7 separate regions of the Homo sapiens genome follow, and all the other regions are linked to region 7. Evidence: chromatin contacts called from ENCODE Hi-C or POLR2A ChIA-PET data. All regions are on one chromosome and are shown on one strand. Each heading gives the region's core, a stretch centred on a gene start or an enhancer-like site at or near the end of the contact. The rest is flanking DNA. Distances are from core to core; before and after follow the strand shown.

Region 1 (3,087 bases), core at 109-2,608, 3.6 Mb before region 7:
GTGTTGCTAACTGCCCTGCCTTTCAACTCAAGACACAATAACTTTGAACTAAAATAATTATATTTTTGTTGTTTTCCACTCTGTCCCCACGTCTATATCACCACAACCCCCAATCCCACCCCGCAGGAGCTAACTCCTCCTTCCTGTCCCCGCAAGATCAAAACTCCTCCTGCAAGCCCCGCTAGCTCTGTCTGCTCACCTTCGTGGCAGATATGCTATTGTACTTTTACACTCATTTGTGTGATAAATACTTCAATGTCCACTTCTTCCACGAGCCCCTGAGCCCCTGGAGGGCCTGGACAACACCGAGTTTTTCTCACCGTTACATCTCCGTTGTCAGGCACTTAATAAGTATTTGGTGAACGAATGGCTTGTTTGGTGACACTCCAAAGGCTGGGGGACAGAGGTAAAGCTCCCTCCTTTTGGGCCCCAGACGGGTGGCGCTGATGGAGAGAGGAGGCTAGGATAAGGCCTCCAGGACCGAAGCGCGCACCCGTAAGGCCCCTGCTAAAAAGACCTTCCTGAAGGCGGAGGAACTGCGAGTGCCTACGTTAGCCCAAGGCCTGACCTGACGATCCCAGGGACCCTCGCTCTAACTGGCCCCGCCTCCCGGGCCCCAAACCCGGACTCGGCCCCGCCCGAAGCTCCGGATCCTGGGGCCCGCCCCTGGCCCCGCGTCGGCAGACCGTGGGCTCGCTCCTGGACCTGCCTCAAACCCTCCGCAGGTAACGCCTCCCGAACTTGAGCCACATTCCGATCCCCTCCTCAAACCCCTCCCCGTTTCCCACACCCTGGACCCCTCGCTCCGTCTCGGCCCCGCCCCAAGCCCAGCTAGGTCTGGGCCCCTGAGCCCAGCCCCGACCGGCCTCCCAGTCCCTGGGTCCCTCCCGACACCGGCCCCTCCCTAAGCTCCGCCTCCCAGGGCCCGCCTCCTGAGCGCAGCCCGCAGCCTGGACTCCGCCCCGCCTCCCGGACCCTGGGCCCCTCCCCACGTGGGCCCGTCCTAAGCTCCGCCTCCCAGAGTCCGCGCACCGCCTGGCCATGTGCTAAGACATAGTCAACGCCCCGCCCCGGCCCCGCCTCCTGAGCCCTTCTCTGGGTCTGGCCTTAGCCCCGCCCTAGGACCTGTCTCCTGGGCTCTGCTCCGAGTCCCGCCTCCTGAACCCAATGGCGTTTATCCCCGCCCTAATGCCCGCCTCCAGGACTCTTATCCTGCCCTCACGCAAGGCACCGCCTCCAGGACGCCACCAACCTGGACGCTTCCGAAGCCCAGCTTCCAGGATCGCCCTATCCTGGCCCCGCCCCAGGACCCGCCAACCTGGAATCTACCCAGGACCTGCCCCAACGACGTTAATTCTGGCCCTACCCCAGGCCTCGCTCTCATGACGCTCATCCTGGCCCCACCCCAGGCCCCACCCTCCTAAGCTCATCTTGGCCCCGCCCTAGCGCCCGCCCCCAGGACGCTCCTCCTGACCCTACCCCTAGGCCCCGCCACCTCTCTGCCTCCGCGCACTACCCTGGGCCCGCCCCCTTTTCAGTCCAGGCCCGGCTTCCGCCCGGTCTCCTGGCAACGCTGCGGCCCCGCCCACGTCATGGCGCCTGAGGAGAACGCGGGTACCAAACTCTTGCTGCAGAGTTTCGAGCGCCGCTTCCTAGCGGCGCGCACACTGCGCTCCTTCCCCTGGCAGGTGGGCGGCGGGGCGAGCGGAGAGGCCTGCGGGGCTTGCGGAAGTCCAGGGGCAGACGGGATGGGTCTCCCTGCTGAAACCCCCGGCGCTCCTGCCACGTGAGTTCCTGGGCTCTCCCCGGTCAGGGCCACGAGACCCGGTCCCCGTCCCTGGGGCCTGGCCAGAGTCGCTCTCACCCCTCCTGCCCCGCGAGCTGGCGGCGGAAGCTGGGGGCGTCTCCACAGTCTTGGGGGGCAGACGCGCGCTCGGTGTGGGGTACAGTTCACGATCATTTTCATGACTTTTTAAAGGCAGTAATCGTTCTGGTCACTGGGACACAGCTGCCCTCGCCCATTCTAAAAAGTCAGCACCCTCAGGCCCGCGGGTAACCACCTCCTCCTGAGCACGGTGACCAGGTCAAAGGCTGTCCCTCGGGCCTCAGTGTTCTCATCTGTATGTCGAGCACTGCACAGAATCAGCTCATGCGCTGAGGCTTTCACTCCTGTGATGGAAGAGACAGAGAAGGGGGTGGCCTCTCCTCTCCCTGGGGACCTGCCATTCTCAGCACAGGCGCATGGCAGGCAGCAGCCTCCCTTCTGCCAGCAGAGGGGCTTAATGCACCCTGCTCCATTTGTAATTCATGTGCGGTGAGCTCACTGGGATGAGTCAGTTTGGATATATATTCCTCCCTGGGTCTGCCCCATTTTATGGGGTGTTGCTTAATCATTTGCGTTATTCCATTGACATGAAATATTTAGCACTCAGAGATCATTTCTGGTCAGGAGAAATTTGTGCATTTTTAACCCAAAATAGAAACCTTCATAAAAGCATCATAGGTCTCCATTCAGTATTGACTATAATTGTTCACATGCCCACGCTGAATGCTAACTTGGGCTCACCATCAACACCCACGAGGTGGGTACTATTATTATCACTCACATTTGACCAGAGGGATTGTTTGATTAGGGTGTAGTAGTTGAGAGTTCAGACCCAGGAGACAGCCTGCCTGCTTCAAATCCTGGCCCAACCCCTGGCCCTGTGTGACCTTGGGCAAGTGACTGCATCTCTCTGTGCTGTTGTTTTCTTATTAATAAAATGGTTGATATAATGATACCTACCTCTTAGGGTTGTTGTCAGCGTTGAGTACAAAAGCCTGTGGATCAGTGCCTGGCTCATGGCAAATGCATGTCGGTGTTAGCTAGTGTTTTTATTCAGTCTCAAAATGTTTAATAAATGCCTTCCGTGAGCCAAGCACCATGGATCAGCAGTACCCATGATAGATGAGGCTCTGCTTGCATGGGAGAGCTAGAGAATAAACAAATAAATGAATAAACAAGAAAAGACCAGATGAGAGTGGCTTTAAAGCCAAGAAAACAGGGGAATGGTGAATGGACCAACTGGGAAGAAGAGTCACTAAAGT
Region 2 (3,356 bases), core at 856-3,355, 3.4 Mb before region 7:
TATTTTTTGTAGAGATAGCATTTTGCCATGTTGCCCAGGCTGGTCTTGAACTCCTGAGCTCAAGTGATCTGCCTGCCTTGGCCTCCCAAAGTGCTGGGATTACAGGTGTGAGCCAGGCCATGAATCACTTTTTATGGTTCATATTTTTTGTGTCCTAAGAAGTCTTTGCCTATCCCAAGGTCACAAATACTTTTTCTATGTTTTCTTCTAAAATTTTCTTTTATAGGTTTAGCTTTTAAATTTAGGTTTATCATCCATTTTGAGTTACCTCAGGTGGCTCCTTCAGTGCTTCTGAAATCTATAAATGCATCCTCCACCAACCTCAAATCTAAGTAAACCTTGCCACCTCCTTCTCCTTCACTCCTCATTCAATTTATTGCCAAGTCCTGTCCATTTTACCACTACATTAGCACTCTTCTCTGTCACTACCCTCCTACTTTGCCTTGACTATGTGGCCAGTGGCCTCCTAACTGGCTTCCCGGCCCCAGCTTTGAGACTCCCATCAGACCACTCTTCACGTTGCTATCTAAGTAACTTAAAAACAGACATAATGGGCTGGGGGCAAGGTGGCTCACACCTGTAATCCCAGCACTTTGGGAGGCCGAGGTGGGTGGATCATGAAGTCAGGAGATTCAGACCATCCTGGCCAACATGGTGAAACCCCGTTTCTACTAAAAATACTAAAAAAATTAGCTGGGTGCAGTGGCGTGCACCTGTAGTCCCAGGTACTAGGGAGGCTGAGGCAGGAAAATCACTTGAACCCGGGAGGCAGAGATTGCAGGGAGCCGAGATCGCGCCACTGCACTCCAGTCTGCCTCTCAAAAACAAAAAACAGACATAATGATCAAGTTATTTCCCCTGCAACCCTGCTGAAAAAAACCTGAATAGCTTCTACCAAGCACTCAGATTAAAGTCCCAAATCCGGCCGGGTGTGGTGGCTCATGCCTGCAATCCCAGCACTTTGGGAGGCCGAGGCGGGCAGATCACAAGGTCAGGAGTTCCAGACCAGCCTGGCCAAGATGGCGAAACCCCATCTCTACTAAAAATACAAAAATTAGCCAGGTGCGCTGGCGTGCGCTGGTAGTCCAGCTACTCCGGAGGCTGAGACAGGAGAATCGCTTGAACCCAGGAGGCGGAGGTTGCAGTGAGCTGAGATCGAGCCATTGCACTCCAGCCTGGGTGACCTGGGTGACAGAGTGAGACTCTGTCTCAATAAATAAATAAATAAATAGGTCCCCAATCCTCACCTGTTCTCGCCTACCTCTTCCCACACTCGCAGTCTACTCCACATTCAATATTCTTTAGCGCTCCCCATTCTGGCCATGCCAAGACCTCACCCCTTGGAGCAACTAACTCCTCCCAACTCAATTCCTCAGATTCTACCCTCTTCATCCTCAACTAAATCAATTCCCCCATAAAGATTCTCTTAGTACCATATACCTCTCAGAAGATTTTTACTAATTGAAAACTTAATTTTGTCTGATTCTCCCATGAATGTTTTCCTTCTCCACCAGATCTCAAACTTCATGAGACCAGGGACTCCGTTGACCCCATATGGTACTCCCAGCTCCTTGAACACGGAAGAAGCCTCATTACATAAGTAATAAAAATAAAATAAATTAGGAAAATGGGAATTATAAAGGGATGGGCTGGTGGCTGCTTACAATCCCTTCAGTGGTAATACCTGGTGCAAAGTAATGAGTCTCTGCCCTTTTCCAAGCAGCCTGCTAGGTGGAATGAAGGAAGGCCTTGCGACTCAAATAGGGAGAACAAACGTGTGATCCAGAGCGGCGGGCAGAAATCCGACGAAACCCCATATTACTCAGGGGCGTTGCTCCTAGGGCGAGGGTGGCTCGGTTCCTAGAGCTTTTTGAGAGGAGGAGCTTACCTGGAGCAACTCAGCACTACCTGCAGCGGCGCAGCTCAACCAGCCCAGAGACCGCGTGGGAAGGCGGGCTAGGGGAGGGGCCACGCCTTCCAGGGCCCATCCCCGCCCCTGCGGCGTGCGCGCGCCCGTCCGCCCGCTCCCTTGCGCGTGCGCCGCCGGCCGGGGGCGGAGGTTGTGGGCGGTGGCGGCTGTGGCGGGGGCGCGCGCGCGCTCGCTCTCTCGCGCCGGTTCGCCCTCCCGCGCCGGGGCTGAGGCGGCGGCGGCGGTGGCGGTGACTGAGGCGGCGGCGGCTGAGGCGGCGCGGGGGGAGGGTCGGGAGGGGGGGGTGGTTGTGGGGGATGGACCGGGTGCGGCGGCCGCAGTGGAAGGAGCAGGCGCTTGAGCTCGAGCGACGGCGCTGGCGGAGACGCCGGCTGCTCCTCCCCTCCCCGCCGGTGAGTGAGCGCCCCCGCCCCGGACGCTGGCGGCGGTCGCGGCCCCCTCACGGCCCTCCGCGGTGGGTGGGGACAGTCGTGAGGGAGCGTGGCCTGGCGGCGCAGCGGACGCGGGCCTGGCCTCCCGCTCGCGGCCTGTCGGGGCTGGGACCTGCCGTCGCCCCCGTTCGAGGTTGAAGCCCCGGGCCTAGGACTCGACCCCCAGCATCCCACGGGGCCTCTTTCCTTTCCCGGCTCATTCCGCTGTCATTTTGACCTGGGGTTCCCCTCCAGCCCCTCGCCTCGTTCCCTTCCCAGCATCCCAGGGCCGAGGTGAGGGAGGGGCGTGTGAGAAGTCGGGCCGAGGCCCGAGGGACTGTTTAGGAGCCGGTTCCCGTCGGAATCTGGGGTTTTAGGAGCCCTCGATCGCCATGGCGTCCCAGAAGTTAGCCACCAGGACTCAGCCATTTCCACCTGAAACCAGTTTTGCACCTATTGTTTTGATTTTGAACTGTCTTTCGAGGGGAGGAGGGAGCCCGGCGTACTGGGGAGAATATGTAGTGGGAGGTGGGATGTGAGGAGGAGCTGGCTGGGCTTGGTCTCGGCCTCAGGATGCCCCCTGTTAACCCCTGTAGGATAGGGGAAAGAGGTGCAGCGAGTTGCACCTTCCCTAAAGGGCCAGAGATTCGTTTATAGCTTGCGAATCTCTGCTTTTTCAGCCTCGGTAAAGGGGTATCATTTGTGGTTGGTTTGGTTCGTCCCTTAACAACATTCTTGGTGAGGAATCCCCAGGTGAATCTGCCACGGAGTGAAGCAGCCCACTTGAGCTGTTGGCTACCCCCGGCCCCCGCAACGCCCGTTGGCTTTTGTGACACGTTACACGTTAGTGTTGGTAGAGCCTAGCCGTCAGAGGTACCTGTACCATAAGCATCTCTACGAAAGGTGTGAATTCCTAAATTAGCTTATTCTGTTCTTAAAAAAAAAAAATCCAGGGCATAAATATCAGATAGCTGCTTTAAAATAAAACAAAACTTTGATTTGTTCCAGGAGGTAGA
Region 3 (2,944 bases), core at 124-2,623, 4.1 Mb after region 7:
GTCAAAGTAGTTCCAAGATGTCAAAGTTCTTTTCATGCAGTCCATTTTAACTTTTTTACAGAGCAATGATCCTTTCACTTGCCTTGTTGAAAAGCTTCATAATGTTAATAGGATGTACAGAAGATATTTTAGGTGAATTAGTTCAACAAAACTGACAAAATCAATGAAATCATAGTATTGAGGATTTTAGTGGAAGAAGTGTTTGCTTTTAAAGGAAGTAAATATAATAATACTCTCTAGTTTGAGACATGTTTTCCAGTCCATTCTCTACCGGAACACTAGATAAGCTGTGTAAAGGATAATCTTGAGGTGGGGAAGGTTATGTATCAAACTTGTGAAACTATGCAACATTCACTCTTTTTTTTTGCATTACTTCATTTACATTACAATATATATTTATATTATTTGAATAGCCAAGTTTGGGGCTATTTTTCCTTTAAAAATTTAATTAACAACTTTTTAATAATGTAGTGTGTGCCATTGAACAAAAGATCTCTGGTACCCAGAAAAGAGTCAAAATGCAAGCCCTCTGATTTCTCAACCCCTACTATGCCAAGGCTCTGCTGGTTCTCCCAAAAAAAAAGAATTAAGCTTTCATTACCTAAGTCCAAAATAGTCATCACACAAATGTCTACCACCAAAACAAACTGCAGATCCTTCAATTACACACTTCCTCCAAGAAATTCGAATCAATTAATTGTATAAGTGTTTAAAAGTAATGTATCCTCCATTTTAAGAAAACAATTATTATTAATCTCTAAGACCTAAATCCTTGGCCTAATCAGACATTTAATGAGTGGGGAAACTTCAGACTGGAGGTTTTCTGGGATAAACTCCAGAGAGGAAGGAGCAGGGGGAAGAGGGAAGACTCAAGGAGAGCAATAGATAGGGGAGGTTAGGGTGGAAAGCTGAATGCATGGGTAAAGGGGAGGTCTAGGGATAGTAGGTGCTTTACAGACTGAGCTCAGGGGAGGCTGAGGACGGGGGTGGGGAGAAGGGTAGGCGCGTGGGCAGTTAAGTTGGTGGGAGCTGGGTGGATGGAGATGAGGGTAATTCACGGGCAGTCTCCAATGCCTATCAGCAGCTGCTCACCTAGTTCCCTCCCACATGGCTACTAAGTAGGTAGGATTCTGAGGAACCGAGAAAGTGCGTCATGGAATGGAGCCACTCCGGGGCCCAGGAAGGCTTCAGGATTCCCCCACCCGCAGCGGCCGGGCCAGCTCCCCTACCTCCCATATCCCGACCGGCGTCTCACCTGCTGCCAGGCGCAGACCGCTGAGGCTCCCCATGGCCACTTGCTACTCCGCCGACCAGCGCAGAACTTCGCCGGGGACGGTGGCGCTGGTGAGCTCAATGTCACCCAGCGTTGGAGTGGGAAGGACGCAGGCGGCGCCGGGGGGCGGGGCGTGCGCGACGCGGTGTACAGGCCTGCGCCAGTGCGGGGCGTGTAGGACGTGCGCCACGCGCTGGAGACCCGCGGCGCCAGCCTAGTGCCCCTGGCGCCGCATCCTGAGCCAGCCTCGGAGATGGTCCTGTGGAGTGTGGCGCCGTGGGCCCTTGCCCTAGCGGATATGTACCCATGGGAGTACCTGTGTGAAATAGAAAGGAAATGTGCAACTTTCGTGATCTGTAAACTCCCGAAATACACCAGATAAACCAGTATTCCAGTATGCCGCTCTTCCAGTGTTTTCAATGAACATATGCTTTTATCAGAAAACACATAATTGGACTCTGCTCAGTGGCCCTATCTCTTGTTGGAGCATCCCTCAGGCTAATCTGAGAAATTAACATGTATGTTTTCAATTTGTTTTCTATTTACCTATTTTCTAAAAACATTTGATCATCTCCATCCTAAACACTTTACTCATACCCACCCACACTGCCAGAAATGCCGTTTTTTCTTGACGTTTCTTAGTGGTCCCAAATTCTTAACAAAGACCCCCCTGCTCCAGGGTCCGGGGAGGAGGTTAGGCACTGGAGTGAGAGGTATTAGAAAGGCCTCACTTGCCTAGATTTCCTTCAACGACCTGGTAGGGGAACCACAAGGAAATTGTTTCCCTTTTGTGAAAAGATGGGATTGGAGTAAACAGTCCCTTCAAGGTCTGACAATCTTTGATCCATGTATCTGGCCCAGTTCCAGGAGGACATGTTAAAAGGGTTGGGACAGCAGGGTGACAGGTTCCGAGGTGGATGCGGACCACGTTGAACTCAAGCCTTGCACTCAGCTTTCCTAAGGATTCCCCTCGTACTATATTTTTTGTCAGGCGACTCCGCGGTCACCTTTGCTCCGCGGTGATTGGCCTGCAGCGGGGTCCTCGTGTTTGTCCAATATGGCGGCGCCCAGTGGCGGTGTGAACTGTGAGGAGTTCGCCGAGTTCCAGGTGATGGGGTTTTCCTCATGTGGCAGGCATGTGCCTCCTTTTGTCCCCAGACCCTATTCCCTGCTTTGCGAGGGAGTATGAACCAGCTTTGGAAAAAGCGGGCAATTCAAAGCTCTTTTCTCGAGCCATTGGAGGTCATGGGGGGCGCGGGTTTGGCCTTAGGGAGCGAGGCTGCTCTGTAGGAGGAGGGAGGAGGGGGGTCATAGTTCTCTCCGCGGCTCTCCGGCCTTGTCTGGGAAGCTCTGGGTAATCTGCTGTGGTAAAGCTCGGGATGCGTGGATAAGGATTGTAACAATCTTGTAGCAGTTCCCTGAACTCAGTTTCCAGCTTCTGCCATTCCTCTCCTACTTTTGTAAGTAGAGTTTTTGTGGGAGAGAAGAAGGTGCAGAAGAGCTATTTAGTTGATAAAACATACTTGGTGCAATTTACTATTTTTGTGGGACAGGACGTATGGAAGCTTGGAGGGAGGATTAATTATAGTACCTGCTCTAGTGTCATTGCCCATTAGAGAAGATGTAATATTTAGAGGTTTTGCCTTTTTATGTTCAAATATCAGAGACCTA
Region 4 (3,044 bases), core at 478-2,977, 4.6 Mb before region 7:
AAGAAAGGCAGGACTGTTTCATATGAGTAGGTACAAAGTAAAATCACTTTTATTTCATCAGAATGTTAAATGTTTTGTTAGTTATCAAGAAAAGTGTGCTTTTGTTTTAAATCTATATAGAAATAACATTTTAAATTGAAAACTGCCTACACCTTGAAGTTAGGTTTTCATATTCAACAATTCCAAAGCTATGAGACAAAAACCTAGTTTTTAAGGATGGTCAATGGGCTTTACGTGGTGGTGTCCGTCAACCACAAAAACTACTAGGGCAATTAACCACAAAAATCCTCAAAACAGAACATAAGTAAATGCCCATTTACAACATTTTCCTTCTTAAAATGTATGAATCAGTTAAGTTGTACCTAATACCAGTGAGATTAGTTACCAGCTTTTTCTTTTCCCTTCCAAAGACACGTTAGTAAAATCTGCTGGAAAAACAACTACAGAGCAGGCCTCTAAATATACCTTTTGTTTTTACTTCCCCTTCACTGTCATAAAAGTGATGCCGTCTGGCCATACTAAGCTGTTCAAATAAATATATGGACTTACAGACTTTCCAGCTGAAAAGGGTCCTTCAGGTCACTCAGTAATTCTCCTTATTTTAAAGATGAGATTAAGGTTCCTTTTAGAGAAGGACAGAATTAGGGACGGACAGAATGAGAAGTTCACTTCTAGCGGCTCTTATTTTAAAGGACAGTCTAAACCCAGCAGTGCTTAAGTAGTCTGGTCCAGGCTGCAGAAGACTCTGGGACTAGGTTCCCTCCCGCCCACCCTCACAGACTCAGCCCTGCCACCCCCATCCCAGTCCACTTTTAGGTCATCCATTCCATTAGTCTCCTCTGCGCAACCATAAACCTACCCAAGAATGTGTCGCATTGTCTAGATTCTAGAACTATCTGTTCACTTGACAACACGCTCCCCCTCGAGGTTTGAGTGAACTTGGGCACTGCGAACACATCTTCTTTATTTCTGCATCCCCAATCCCTGGCATACCTCCTGGCATATACTAGGTGTTTAACAAACCTTGTTAAGGCAAGTAAGTGTCCAGCAGATCAACTGCCGCCCAAAGGAGAGAAAAAAGGTTAGTTAAGAAAGCTAGATGGGAACTTGGAGAAAGTTACTACCTTGTGCAAACTACCCGTTCTCGGTGAAACAGATCTGGCTGGGGGCAAAAGACAACGGAAGGAGTATTTATCACAAGTTGAAAACCAGTAGTTATCTTCCCAGGTAATAAGAGGAAGGCAATTTGTCACCAGTTTCTGCTACAGCACAAATCTACCTTTAAAGTAAATCTTAACCTTAAGGTAAAACGAACAATTCCTTGCTTCTTCACCTTTTTAAACATTTACATTTTGGCAAAGCAGGTTAACGTTTATTGAGGGGCACTGAGACTGGAGTACATCCGGAGGTAAGATGTCCAGGAAAGCGAGGAGATCGCAGCCATGGCGTCCTAGAGATTCGGAACCCAGCCCGGGCAGCTTGAAACCATTACCTTCCCCCTCGCAGGGGAGCCTGGCTAGCCCCAAGGAGGACAGTTCGCTTTACCTTTCCCTGTCGTGGTCGGAGCGGCGCCCGGGGCTGCCCAAGTCTTGCGGGTAATCGGGCAGGCCTCAAACTAGGGGCAACCACACCCACCGAGCGCCAGACACCGCGGGCCACGGCTGTTTGGAACCGTGGCCAGGGAGACGGCGCGGGGCATACTGGGAAGTCGGGGCGAGGCGGCACCAAGGCGGAAGTGTTCGCCGACCCAAGTAGGCGGAGAAAGCAGAGGAGGACCGGCGGGCCAAGCTTTCCTAGCCTGACAGCAGCCATTTCGGAACGTACGTCCCAGCCCTCTTTAGCTACTTAGCGCCTCTGGGCCCGAGAACACCTGCTCCTTGGCTCAGTCTGGCGCCACCGGCATCACGGAACTGTACTTCCCAGAGACGTCACACCGGGAGACTTCCGATTCCCGCTCTTGAGATTGGACTCTCACGTGCAGGAGCCAGTCCTCGCTGGGCTCTAGCGGGCTTCTGATGGAGGAGCTACTCCTCTGGGAGGACAGAGTAGGTGGGCTCTGCTGCAGGTCCGGGCGGCGGGTTGTGAGGGCCGAGGTGGCACGGTGTATGAAGGCCTGTGTTTGAAGACTTAGGTCAGACCTTTTGCCCGCCTTTCCCCTATGCAGCTCTATGCAACTGTCTGTGCAAGGTCCTGTAATTTGCGTAGGACGCCTTGACACAGTCTCTGCTTATGGACGCTTTACAAAACTATCTTGCAAAGAAATAAGTACTATACAGGATAAGGTTCTGAGATACTGACAGGGCTGGAACTAGGGTGAGATAAGTGTAAAATGTAAATGGATGCCAATAAAATTCAGTAATCAAGGTAAGTTTTAATGCAATCTCTAAAAATCAAAATTATAGCAAAAAAAATCCATGACTGACAAAATGTCACGATTTTAAGTAATAGTAACAGTACCGTGCTGTGCCATATTGAAGCCCGAGGTGTCAAAAGAAAAACCATCAATTCTGATCCTGCGAGTTAAGTTAGCCAGGTGAGGAAGCGTAGCTGGGCCAGATATGCAAAATAAGATGATGAAAAGAGCTCGTGGTTAGGGGTGTAACTGGATAGAGGGGTTCCTAGAGGCATGAAGCAGTTTTCCTTATACCAAAAACTATGCCAATTAAGAAGGGCCCACAAATCCAAAGCCTGAAAGAAGTTCCGTGACTGATTGTCAATACAAAAGAAAAACTTGATCCTTATCATAGGTCCTACACACCTTACTTTACTGAAGCCCAAATGCTTTGTGATTATGAGATGAATATGATATCTTTTTTTTAGCTTAGGACTTTTTACTTTGACCCCACAAAACAAATACTCTGTGCTGTAAGATGTTGACTATTACCACTTAAGAATCAAAGTTCACAGAACTTCTATACTGGTGTGTCAGTAATGGACTTCAACTGATTTTTCTTTAGAATTAGCAGCAGCCTCTGTCACCATCCAAAGATTACAACCCATGAAACCATTGAATTTGTGCCTTGTATCAGAAAGCAAAGGAGAAT
Region 5 (3,159 bases), core at 23-2,522, 4.4 Mb before region 7:
TGTCAGCCTCCTAAATGATGTTTTGAAATAGGGTGGAACTTTAAGAAAAGCACTCATCTCATAACATTTCATTAAATTCACTGGGTTTTTTTTGTGAATTGAAAAATAATGAGTTTTTTCCCCAATGCTAGACATAATAAAACATGGCTTGCTTTCTTATAAATGAATCCTGCCACACACCACATCGAGGCTTGAAACGCCAATATACAGAGATGCAGCCCCATCCCCTTGTCCCCCATTTCCACTTCCCCTCGAGTAATTCCTTTCAAATAGCTATTTAAACATGCACAGACGCTATCTGAAATGAAAACTTCCCTCTCATTCCCTAAGCTGAAGAGAGCAGGAATTCCTCAAGAAAGCTGAATCAAGCTCAGTCACCCACAGAACCTCAATCTCTCAAATGCCCCATGTTACCAAAATAAAAGCTGGATACCCTAAGTAAGCAAATCCTTGGACACTTCACATACACAGTAAATAAATAAGCTCACGAAAATAAAAAGGTGGAAAAACAAAGACAACTTAAAAGCAAACCACCACACCCTCAACTCCGCGTTGCAACCGGTCGGCCAGGGGCCTTTACCTTCATTTTCCATCGAAACTGCACTCGGGTTGATGGCTACAAAGTCTTTAGTGTCAGCCACGGCCACACTGGGAATAGAGAGGAGAGGAGGAGGACAAGGAAGAGAAGCCCCCGGAATCCCAGGCTGTCACCCCCGCTCCCGGCCACGCGTCCCACGGCTGCTCCCACCACCCCTAGCAGCAGCATCTGCAAGAGAAACCAGGAGAAGCGGCGCTGACGAGAGGCTGAGGAAGGAGTTCCCCGCCCAGCCACTATCTCGGGAGCCCCCCTCCCCAAGATCCCGCACCCGCCCCGTCGTGTGCCCGCAACGTCCCCAGCTCACGCCAGCGGGGCGGCGCCCTAGAGATGCCCCCCCATCCAGGGGATACCCGAACCTCCCCTTCCTTCAGAACCTGGAAGTTTCTAGAAATGGGGGCAGGAGGTAATACTGGTACCCACCCAAAGCCCCGGACAGCCCTCCTCCAGGCTGCGGGGTCTCAGCCGCGGGGCTCGCGGGGGCGCCCCGCGCGCCTCGGGAGAAGAGGAGCTGCTCGCGGGGCAGCGGTGCGAGGCGGGAGCCTGCTCCCGGCGTGAGAAGAAGCGAGCGGGAGGGAGGAAGGGAGGGAGAGAGGGCGGGCGGGGAGGGGAGAGAAGAGGAGGTGAGGGGACCCGTCACGGTCCGCCGGGCCGGCTCCGCGAGGCCGTGCTGGTCTGCTCCCGCCTCCGACTCCTGCGCTCCGCCCCTCCCCGCCGCCGGCCGCCCAGTCGCGCCCCGCACTCCTGGGCCAGCCGCGAACCCAGCTTTGTCACTATTACTTCCGCTGAGAGAGGTGCGCGCAGGCGCATTCGTGTTCACGGGCTGGGAAGGCGGAAGTGAAGTGAAGGCCGAGACTTCGGCCCGGAATGGACAATGTTTGGGTTTGGATCCGTCCGGTAGGAGGTCGCTCGGGGTTGGTGGCCCGCCTTGTTCTTGCTGGCGCCTCCCTTACCCCAGGGACGGTGTCCGCCCGTTTATATGCACCCCCTGAACGCGAGGGTCGGAGATTCGCCCACGCCCCGTGTCGGCCACGCATTCCCGTGGGGCGGCCGCGGGGTCGGCCCAAGCTGAGAGTCATGGCCGCTGTCCCCGAGGCGTTTAAGCGCTCTCTACAAAGTCTGTAGGGGAAGCTGCTCCCGTCGGGGTGGCAGTCACAATCTCAGCAGGCAACGTTGAGGCCCACGGAAGGAAGGGGCGAGGTGTCCATGCTCCTGCCAGGGACTGGAGCACCGTGAGCAGCCTCCCGAGTCTCGCACTCTCACTTGCAAAACCCTGCACTGACTGCTTGGTTCTTGGGGGAGCCGGTAATCGCGGGGCGACTTCCCAAAATTCTTTAAGGGGTGTGCTTAGTTACCATGTGTAATGAGAGAGCAAGGTTCAGCCTCAGAGAGCTCCAGGGAGAGCTAATCTTTTTCATTCGTTTGTGGTATATGGAACTGGGGAGAGGCTGGAACAGCAATTAGAAACCAGTCGTACAGCTGTCGAAGCCAATGAACGAGCACTTCTTTTAGCAGCTGTACCTTTGTCCAGTGTCAATGCCTTTTCACACGTAAACATTTCACTTGCTCGGCATCTTACCCAGACCCCTAATAAGTGCTTTTTAATGAACGATTGGTTTTAATAAACCGTGGTGAGCCAGACATATAATGTTGAACAGAAGTCCTCTCACACCCATAACCACTAGAGGGCAGGGCTTCACCTACTGAGTTGGTGATCATCCTACAGAGAACTCAAAAGAAAATTTCCGTATATGCTAGATGTGTTTTTCTCCATCAACACTTAGACACTTTACAAATTTGCTTTTTATCTCAGGTCCTGTAACATATCGCAGTGTGCTCTCTAACCACACGTTCAACATCAGAATTAACGGACGGGGTTGCCTGTGTTTCTATATTTGTTCCCAAGTAAGTGGTACTAGACTAGGATTGAAAATTCTGGACAGCTTTCTAGATTTACCTTTCTTTTAAGAAATATTGAACTTTTATTCAGCGAGGTCACTTTTAAAGATGAACCCATAAAAATCACTATCAAGTAGATTTCTAGTCTTAACGAGTTAACTATGATCCACCTCTGGCATGCATGGTCAGTGATTTTTGTCTGCACAATGACGGAGCCAAATTAACGGACGGGGTTGCCTGTGCTTCTATATTTGTTCCCAAGTAAGTGGTACTAGACTAGGATCGAAAATTCTGGACGGTTTTTAGATTTACCTTTCTTTTAAGAAATATTGAACTTTTATTCAGCGAGGTCACTTTTAAAGATGAACCCATAAAAATATCAAGTAGATTTCTAGTCTTAGGAGTTACTATTTATGATCCACCTCTGGCATGCATGGTCAGTGATTTTTGTCTACACAATGACATAGCCTGTGATTTGTACAATGATTGTGATCTCTCGTAATCAATTTGTAACAGTTATTACTGTACATATTCGACCTTGAAACAGCATTATATTAAAAACAAAAGCACCTAAGGTAGGAAATTACACAATATAAATACTTTGATATTAACATATGCATTTACAAAATAGAGGGTAACTGTACAGAATTTGGTATTGGGTCACT
Region 6 (3,067 bases), core at 568-3,067, 3.7 Mb after region 7:
TTCTGAGACGAGTCTTGCCCTGTTGACCAGGGCAGAGTGCAGTGGTGCCATCACAGCTCACTCCAGCTTCGACCTCCTGAGCTCAAGCAATCCTCCCACCCCAGCCTCCCAACGTGCTGGGATTACTTGAGCCACTGCGCCAGGCCTCAAATTCACATTTTGAAATCTTAACCCTCAAAATGATGGAATAAGAAGGTGCAGCCTTTGGAAGGTGATTAGGTTATGAGGGTGGAACCCATGTGAATAGGATTACTGCCCGTATAAAACAGACCTCAGAGGGATTCCCTAACCCCTTCTTCCATCTTATGTTATAGTGAAGAGACCACTGTGTAGGAAGCAGGCCCTCACCCGACACCGATTCTGCCTGAGCCTTCATCTTGGACTTCCCAGCCTCCAGAACTGTGAGAAATAAATTTCTGTGTTTATGAACTACCCAGTTTATGGTATTTTGTTATAGCAGCTCCAGTGGACTAAGACAACCTTCCAAATCTGACTAAAGAACTCATTGCAACAAAACTTATAAAAGGTTGAACAGAAACTGTACAAAGTAGCTCCCAGGCATTATTCAATTAATAAATATAAAATCTTGCACAACAGCCTCTTGAGGGTAGACTGTCACTACTAATCATTTATCCATACTTATGTGGTAAGTATGCCTTGATTCTCAGCCCTATGGCTTTTTCTTCTCAGAGAATCACACTGGCAAGTGGTAAAGTGAGATGTCCAGGGTACCATTCTAAGCAAGCATCTTCACTCATCTGCAAGCTTTAATTGAAAGTCACAAATCTCAACTGAGAAAGCCATCTAGTCACATACACACATTTTAAAGCTGCCGAGCACCACCTTCCAGAAACCAAAGTGTCAGATCTGAGTTTCCCAATAGCTCTTCCTGGGCTGGAGTCATCTATTACACAAAACGAACTCATTATTTCCTTACATATGGGCACCGTCAATCTATTTTCCGACCTTTCATCCTCAACATCCCCATATCCCTTTGAAGTCAAAGCATCAGTCATTTTTGTCAGGTGTAAAACACATACACCGCACGTGCACGGGGATGCTCTGATGTTCACAATGTGTAAAAACTTGAACGTTTAGAGATCGCTTAAATCCCTGGTGTTGCATAAAGGGCCTTGATAAAAAACATAAATATTTGCAAGGTTGCCTTTCCATATTTGTCGCTTTGGGGACGGAGGGTTCCTAAGTCAGAAATGGAATGCTAGCAACACTCTATCACCTCACACAACCCCTATGCCGGGGCCAAGGGAGGCGGCTGGCAGGCCTGGAGCGCGGGCAGGCGCCTGCTCCCGGAGGAGAGACAGCGCGGGCTGGCGCTCCGCGACCCCTCACCTCTCTTGTCCAGGAGCCACATGAACGCGAAGCAGGGCAGGAAGCCGATGGGCCCCCACAGCACGAGCAGCGCGATGTCCCAGCTGGAGAAGCCGTAGGCCTGGCGCGCCGAGTTCTGGATGGGACCCCAGGTGTTCCAGACCAGGCCCTGAACGAACGCCAGCAGCGAGAAGAGCAGCAGCACCAGCCAGCGGCGCCCGTATACCCGCCCGGGACCCGGGACCGCCGCGGGCAGCGCCGCCGCCGCCGCCTCCCGGCTTCTCCAGGAGGCCCCCAGCCCAGGCCCGAGCCCGGGCCCCAGCAGCGGCTGCCTCTCCTCTTCGCTGCTCCAGCGAGAGCCCATGGCGACGCGTCGCCCGCGAAGCCACTGCCGGGCGCAGTCCGGGTCACCGCCGACTAGCCCAGCGCAGAATAGTCCTGAGCAGCAGGAGGCGGAGGCTGCTGTGGTCGCCCTCGGCCTCCGGACCGCGCCTGGTGCGCCTGCGCGGCCCGAGCCGGGCCGGCGGGGAGGCGGGGAGGCGGGGCAGGCGGCAAGGAGGCTGGGGTCCGCCCTCCCCTCCGCGGGTGGCGAGGAAACACCGGCGAGAGGAAAGGAGCCAGGTCCCAGACGGAGGGCAGGTAGCGCTGAAAAGGCAGGGACCAGCGCGGCTGAGTCGGGGAGAGGGAAACTCCCAGAGAGGCTGTATTCGAGGAGGTTGGGCAAGGAACCCTGGGGTGTTTGGAGGAAGTGTCCAAGTTAAATCTTGTGCCTAATAAACAACTCAGTGACCTGTTAAGTGACGTCAGTTAACCTGATGCTTGCTTCTATTTTGGGCTTATTCTCATTTTTGTTGAGTTAGTAACTTCAGAAATTATAGGCGAAGGATAAAGTTTAAGCGTAGTTGGTCCCAGGGGATTATCTCATAAAAATCATTTCTTACGTGCAATAAGTACTACCTATTTTTGTTACTTTTTTGTCTTACATATCCAAAGAGGAGATTCCAAACTAGCCAATTTCATTCATATATATGTAAACTTTACCCATTTCGCCTGCCAATAGGCGAGCAATAAAGGTATGTCCAGTAAAGTTGGAAGATTTTTGCCCCAAAGATCCATCTCCAGTGATTATGATTTGACCACAGGGTAAACGAGAAGAAAGGTGGTTGTTGATCTCTTCACACAGCTGTTTGTTTATTTTGGTATACAAATTCAGAAGCCTGACAGCTGTGGATTAGTGTCCTTGAAAACCTAAAGTCAAGCAATTTGGCTTGTCTGGATCGGGAAATGAGTCACAGGGAACGCAATCACAGGATTCTTTGCCCGAGGTTCGTATTTCCCGGCAGCCACTAAAATCAGAAGGAGTCAGGTTACCACCAGAAGGGCAAGAGAGGTGTAAGAGAAGCGTGAGCTAGCCTCGCATTCCAGGCTGCCAAGAGCGGCTCGCGAAAGCTCACGGCAGAGACCCATCCCACCGCCGGAGCCCCACTAAGCGGCAAACCTTCCCCTAAAACTCCAATCCTTTAGGGTGGAGAAAAGCCGAGGTGGAAAGGAAGGATCTGACTAGAAAAGGAGAAACAGAAACGAAGCTAAGACTACAATAAAGAACGCTAAGGTCCGGGTTAGGTAAAAAGCGCCACAACTCAGACCACGTGTTTGTATTTCCACACCCGGGGTATCAAAACAAAGCTGCGTGGTCCCGCCCAGCATCCGTCACGTGACCTCCACGTGAGAGCCGGCG
Region 7 (3,116 bases), core at 555-3,054:
CCCTAATCCAGGGTCACATAGATTTACACCTACTTTTCTTCAAATAGTTTTATGTCTTACGTGTAGGCTTTTGCTCTAATTTGAGTTAATTTTTGCCTCTGATGAGAGATACACGTCCAAATTGGTTCTTTTGCATGTGGAGATCCAGTTGTCCCAGTGCCGCCATTATTGAAATGACTATTCTTTCCTCTACTGAATGGTCTAGGAACAATATGTTTTCGGCATAAACTGATATATATAATAGATGTATCCTATTCTTTTTAATATTATAATTTGTGTTACTTAAAAAAATACTCTTAATAATAAAGCATTCATGTATTTAACAAATATGCACCAAGAGTCTTCCTGGGCACACACAGTGAATAGGACACAGTTCCTGGGCTCCAGGAGCCTACATTCCAGAGAGGGAGAGACAGTGAAGGAGCAGGGAAGGAACTCAACAAAACAACGGGTGATGAGAGCTCTAAGAGCAAACAGATCAGACAGAGGTGGGAATACGGGACTGGGTAAGCATGTGCTTTGGATCAGAAGGGGCGCAGAGTCCTCCCAGAGGAATCAGAGATCAGCTGCGCCAAGTCTCTGAGGCTGGAACCAGCTTGGCTTGCTGGATGAACTGGGAAAAAGAGGTGGGGTGCGGGGGAGGGGTGGGGGGGGCAGCGGGAGAGTGGCGGGAAGTGAGGGCAAACAGGTAGGGGAGGGTAGACTAGCAAGGCCATAGGCGCCTTCGGGAGCAAGGTGGAGGTGAGCATAATTTGATGTGCAATTTTTAGATCATAAAACGGTGCCCCGTGGATGGGAGCGAGTGGAGCGGAGGGAGACCGATGACCAGCTAGTAGTTATTTTTCAGGTACCCAGGAATAAAGTGCGGGTTTGGATCTGAGTGGTGGTGAAGTTGAAGTGGAGGAGTCCAGATTGAATGCGGAGGTGTACGGTGAGGTGGGGGAGGGTGAGGACCGGAAACAGTAAGTAATTAAGCTGTTGCAGAGTGAGGTTGTGCCAAGTTTAGTAGGAAATACAGTTGGAAATACAGGCAGGGGTCCTGCGTATCAGGGAGGCCCCGTGTGCCGAGCAAGGACCTGGGCCAAAGCAAACGAGGTCTGTGCGCCAGCGGCGGCAGGCGAGCTTGCACTTAAGTGAGCTGGGGGTAGGCGTCCGGCCTGTTGGACAGGTTCGAATCCTGGATCTGCCGGCTGCCGAGTGACTCGAGCTCGCCGTCCCTGTTTCCTCACCCCTGGGTGACCGCGCACGCTTAATCAGCTCGGACAGGTACAGCCCCTGGGACGCAGTCAATGCCTACGAGAGGTTGCCTGTTAAGTGTCTGAAATATTAATACGATTCGAAGTCAAGACAAGCCTCGTCTTCCACGCCAGCGGGAACGAGAAGGAATCGCTCAGCGTTGGGAGCCTCACCCCGTCCCCTGTCGGTCCCGTGCCCCGCCGCTCGCCCTCGTAGGTGCCGGCGCTCCGCCCCCCGACCCCGCGCCCCGCCCCCCGACCCCGCGCCCCGCCCCCCGACCCCGCGCCCCGCCCCCCGACCCCGCGCCCCGCCCCCCGACCCCGCGCCCCGCCCCCCGACCCCGCGCCCCGCCCTAGTCGGTCCCGGCGCCCCGCCCCCGCCTCCGCCTCCGGCGCCCCGCAGCCCAGCCTCACGTCACGTCAGCCCAGCAGGCCTCGCGCATCGCCCGGCGGCGTCCGCGCACGCGCGGTTCCGAGCCGGACTCTACGCCGGGGCTTGGCGCGGATCGCGTCCCGGGGCGGCGCACGCACACCTGGGCGGGGCGCGGGCAGCTCTGCGTCCGAAGCTGCTCCGACGCCGTCGCTGGGACCAAGATGGACCTCCCGGCGCTGCTCCCCGCCCCGACTGCGCGCGGAGGGCAACATGGCGGCGGCCCCGGCCCGCTCCGCCGAGCCCCAGCGCCGCTCGGCGCGAGCCCCGCGCGCCGCCGCCTGCTACTGGTGCGGGGCCCTGAAGATGGCGGGCCCGGGGCGCGGCCCGGGGAGGCCTCCGGGCCAAGCCCGCCGCCCGCCGAGGACGACAGCGACGGCGACTCTTTCTTGGTGCTGCTGGAAGTGCCGCACGGCGGCGCTGCCGCCGAGGCTGCCGGATCACAGGAGGCCGAGCCTGGCTCCCGTGTCAACCTGGCGAGCCGCCCCGAGCAGGGCCCCAGCGGCCCGGCCGCCCCCCCCGGCCCTGGCGTAGCCCCGGCGGGCGCCGTCACCATCAGCAGCCAGGACCTGCTGGTGCGTCTCGACCGCGGCGTCCTCGCGCTGTCTGCGCCGCCCGGCCCCGCAACCGCGGGCGCCGCCGCTCCCCGCCGCGCGCCCCAGGCCTCCGGCCCCAGCACGCCCGGCTACCGCTGCCCCGAGCCGCAGTGCGCGCTGGCCTTCGCCAAGAAGCACCAGCTCAAGGTGCACCTGCTCACGCACGGCGGCGGTCAGGGCCGGCGGCCCTTCAAGTGCCCACTGGAGGGCTGTGGTTGGGCCTTCACAACGTCCTACAAGCTCAAGCGGCACCTGCAGTCGCACGACAAGCTGCGGCCCTTCGGCTGTCCAGTGGGCGGCTGTGGCAAGAAGTTCACTACGGTCTATAACCTCAAGGCGCACATGAAGGGCCACGAGCAGGAGAGCCTGTTCAAGTGCGAGGTGTGCGCCGAGCGCTTCCCCACGCACGCCAAGCTCAGCTCCCACCAGCGCAGCCACTTCGAGCCCGAGCGCCCTTACAAGTGTGACTTTCCCGGTAACCGCGCTCTCGGGGGCGGGCGGGCTGCGCGGTGTTGCAGGCAGGTCTGGGGTGCCACGTCCGCCCCACAGAGGGGCCTGCCAGACCTTAGCAAGCCGGGGACGCAGGCTCTTCGGGATTTGTATTCTAGCTCCTTCCATGTCATTCGATTTGAGATCTTGGCCCTGCCCTGCCGCAGGGATTCCGATGGCAGGTAGCGCAGATCACCACAGCTGCGCTTCCCAAAGGTGGCGGCAACAGATATCCTTAACCTGCTTGTGCTTGATGAAAGCGGCACGCATCTTCACAGAGTGGCACGGAGCTATGTGTCAGGTCTTTATTTTCCTCAGTCTCGTCATTTGTTTACGGGGTGCACACTCCGTGCTAGAGGAGCAGAG

Evidence for each region. A loop is a pair of places that touch in the nucleus more often than their neighbours do. ChIA-PET counts read pairs that join two places held with the same protein, here RNA polymerase II (POLR2A). Pooled maps may share reads with other maps.
Region 1: a loop to region 7 is called in a map of CD8-positive, alpha-beta T cell, with 14 times the contacts of the local background. The contact joins the promoter of LINC02021 here to the promoter of ZXDC in region 7. A Hi-C loop is called at or near these places in 2 of 168 maps with a recorded cell type or tissue (both CD8-positive, alpha-beta T cell), 1 of 37 single-sample maps with no recorded cell type and 11 of 50 pooled maps. POLR2A ChIA-PET finds 5 or more read pairs at or near these places in 1 of 52 experiments (T-cell).
Region 2: a loop to region 7 is called in a map of B cell, with 10 times the contacts of the local background. The contact joins the promoter of TMCC1 here to the promoter of ZXDC in region 7. A Hi-C loop is called at or near these places in 5 of 168 maps with a recorded cell type or tissue (B cell, CD4-positive, alpha-beta memory T cell, CD8-positive, alpha-beta T cell and 1 more), 2 of 37 single-sample maps with no recorded cell type and 11 of 50 pooled maps.
Region 3: a loop to region 7 is called in a map of CD4-positive, alpha-beta memory T cell, with 12 times the contacts of the local background. The contact joins the promoter of FAM162A here to the promoter of ZXDC in region 7. A Hi-C loop is called at or near these places in 1 of 168 maps with a recorded cell type or tissue (CD4-positive, alpha-beta memory T cell) and 8 of 50 pooled maps.
Region 4: a loop to region 7 is called in a map of B cell, with 11 times the contacts of the local background. The contact joins the promoter of ASTE1 here to the promoter of ZXDC in region 7. A Hi-C loop is called at or near these places in 4 of 168 maps with a recorded cell type or tissue (B cell, CD4-positive, alpha-beta T cell, CD8-positive, alpha-beta T cell and 1 more) and 7 of 50 pooled maps.
Region 5: a loop to region 7 is called in a map of CD4-positive, alpha-beta T cell, with 6 times the contacts of the local background. The contact joins the promoter of ATP2C1 here to the promoter of ZXDC in region 7. A Hi-C loop is called at or near these places in 2 of 168 maps with a recorded cell type or tissue (CD4-positive, alpha-beta T cell and CD8-positive, alpha-beta T cell) and 4 of 50 pooled maps.
Region 6: a map of naive thymus-derived CD4-positive, alpha-beta T cell shows a loop between it and region 7 (23-fold over the local background). The contact joins the promoter of SLC49A4 here to the promoter of ZXDC in region 7. A Hi-C loop is called at or near these places in 2 of 168 maps with a recorded cell type or tissue (CD4-positive, alpha-beta memory T cell and naive thymus-derived CD4-positive, alpha-beta T cell), 1 of 37 single-sample maps with no recorded cell type and 9 of 50 pooled maps. POLR2A ChIA-PET finds 5 or more read pairs at or near these places in 1 of 52 experiments (RWPE1).

What each region holds. Positions count from the first base shown.
Region 1 is chr3:130,109,978-130,113,064 of GRCh38, reverse strand. It overlaps LINC02021 (long intergenic non-protein coding RNA 2021), which reads right to left and starts at 1,358. Exons shown (of 3, transcript NR_146653.1): 1 at 1,253-1,358; 2 at 321-443. It also overlaps the pseudogene FAM86HP. RefSeq lists silencers at 658-827, 898-947 and enhancers at 1,948-1,997, 2,098-2,287.
Region 2 is chr3:129,892,460-129,895,815 of GRCh38, reverse strand. TMCC1 (transmembrane and coiled-coil domain family 1) reads left to right here and starts at 2,105. Exons shown (of 7, transcript NM_001017395.5): 1 at 2,105-2,322. It overlaps TMCC1-DT (TMCC1 divergent transcript), which reads right to left and starts at 1,945. Exons shown (of 3, transcript NR_037893.1): 1 at 1,889-1,945. RefSeq lists a silencer at 1,848-2,577 and enhancers at 1,939-2,730, 2,731-3,356.
Region 3 is chr3:122,382,611-122,385,554 of GRCh38, reverse strand. It overlaps FAM162A (family with sequence similarity 162 member A), which reads right to left and starts at 1,373. Exons shown (of 5, transcript NM_014367.4): 1 at 1,256-1,373. The coding sequence starts at 1,289. MIX23 (mitochondrial matrix import factor 23) reads left to right here and starts at 2,324. Exons shown (of 5, transcript NM_001017928.4): 1 at 2,324-2,381. The coding sequence starts at 2,331. RefSeq lists enhancers at 1,189-1,238, 1,062-1,562 and a silencer at 1,329-1,478.
Region 4 is chr3:131,025,508-131,028,551 of GRCh38, reverse strand. ASTE1 (asteroid structure-specific endonuclease 1) reads left to right here and starts at 1,727. Exons shown (of 6, transcript NM_014065.4): 1 at 1,727-2,045; 2 at 2,958-3,044. NEK11 (NIMA related kinase 11) reads right to left here and starts at 1,675. Exons shown (of 18, transcript NM_024800.5): 1 at 1,546-1,675; 2 at 550-622. RefSeq lists enhancers at 1,366-1,555, 1,636-1,695, 1,836-2,075.
Region 5 is chr3:130,892,197-130,895,355 of GRCh38, reverse strand. ATP2C1 (ATPase secretory pathway Ca2+ transporting 1) reads right to left here and starts at 1,272. Exons shown (of 28, transcript NM_001378687.1): 1 at 1,019-1,272; 2 at 581-766. The coding sequence starts at 586. LOC107986023 (a long non-coding RNA gene) reads left to right here and starts at 1,435. Exons shown (of 3, transcript XR_001740492.2): 1 at 1,435-2,500. RefSeq lists a silencer at 1,018-1,407 and an enhancer at 1,498-1,717.
Region 6 is chr3:122,793,819-122,796,885 of GRCh38, reverse strand. SLC49A4 (solute carrier family 49 member 4) reads right to left here and starts at 1,817. Exons shown (of 9, transcript NM_032839.3): 1 at 1,351-1,817. The coding sequence starts at 1,693. It overlaps HSPBAP1 (HSPB1 associated protein 1), which reads left to right and starts at 3,055. Exons shown (of 8, transcript NM_024610.6): 1 at 3,055-3,067. RefSeq lists a silencer at 1,491-1,980.
Region 7 is chr3:126,474,579-126,477,694 of GRCh38, reverse strand. ZXDC (ZXD family zinc finger C) reads left to right here and starts at 1,804. Exons shown (of 10, transcript NM_025112.5): 1 at 1,804-2,736. The coding sequence starts at 1,830. RefSeq lists silencers at 1,535-2,044, 2,115-2,374 and an enhancer at 2,932-3,116.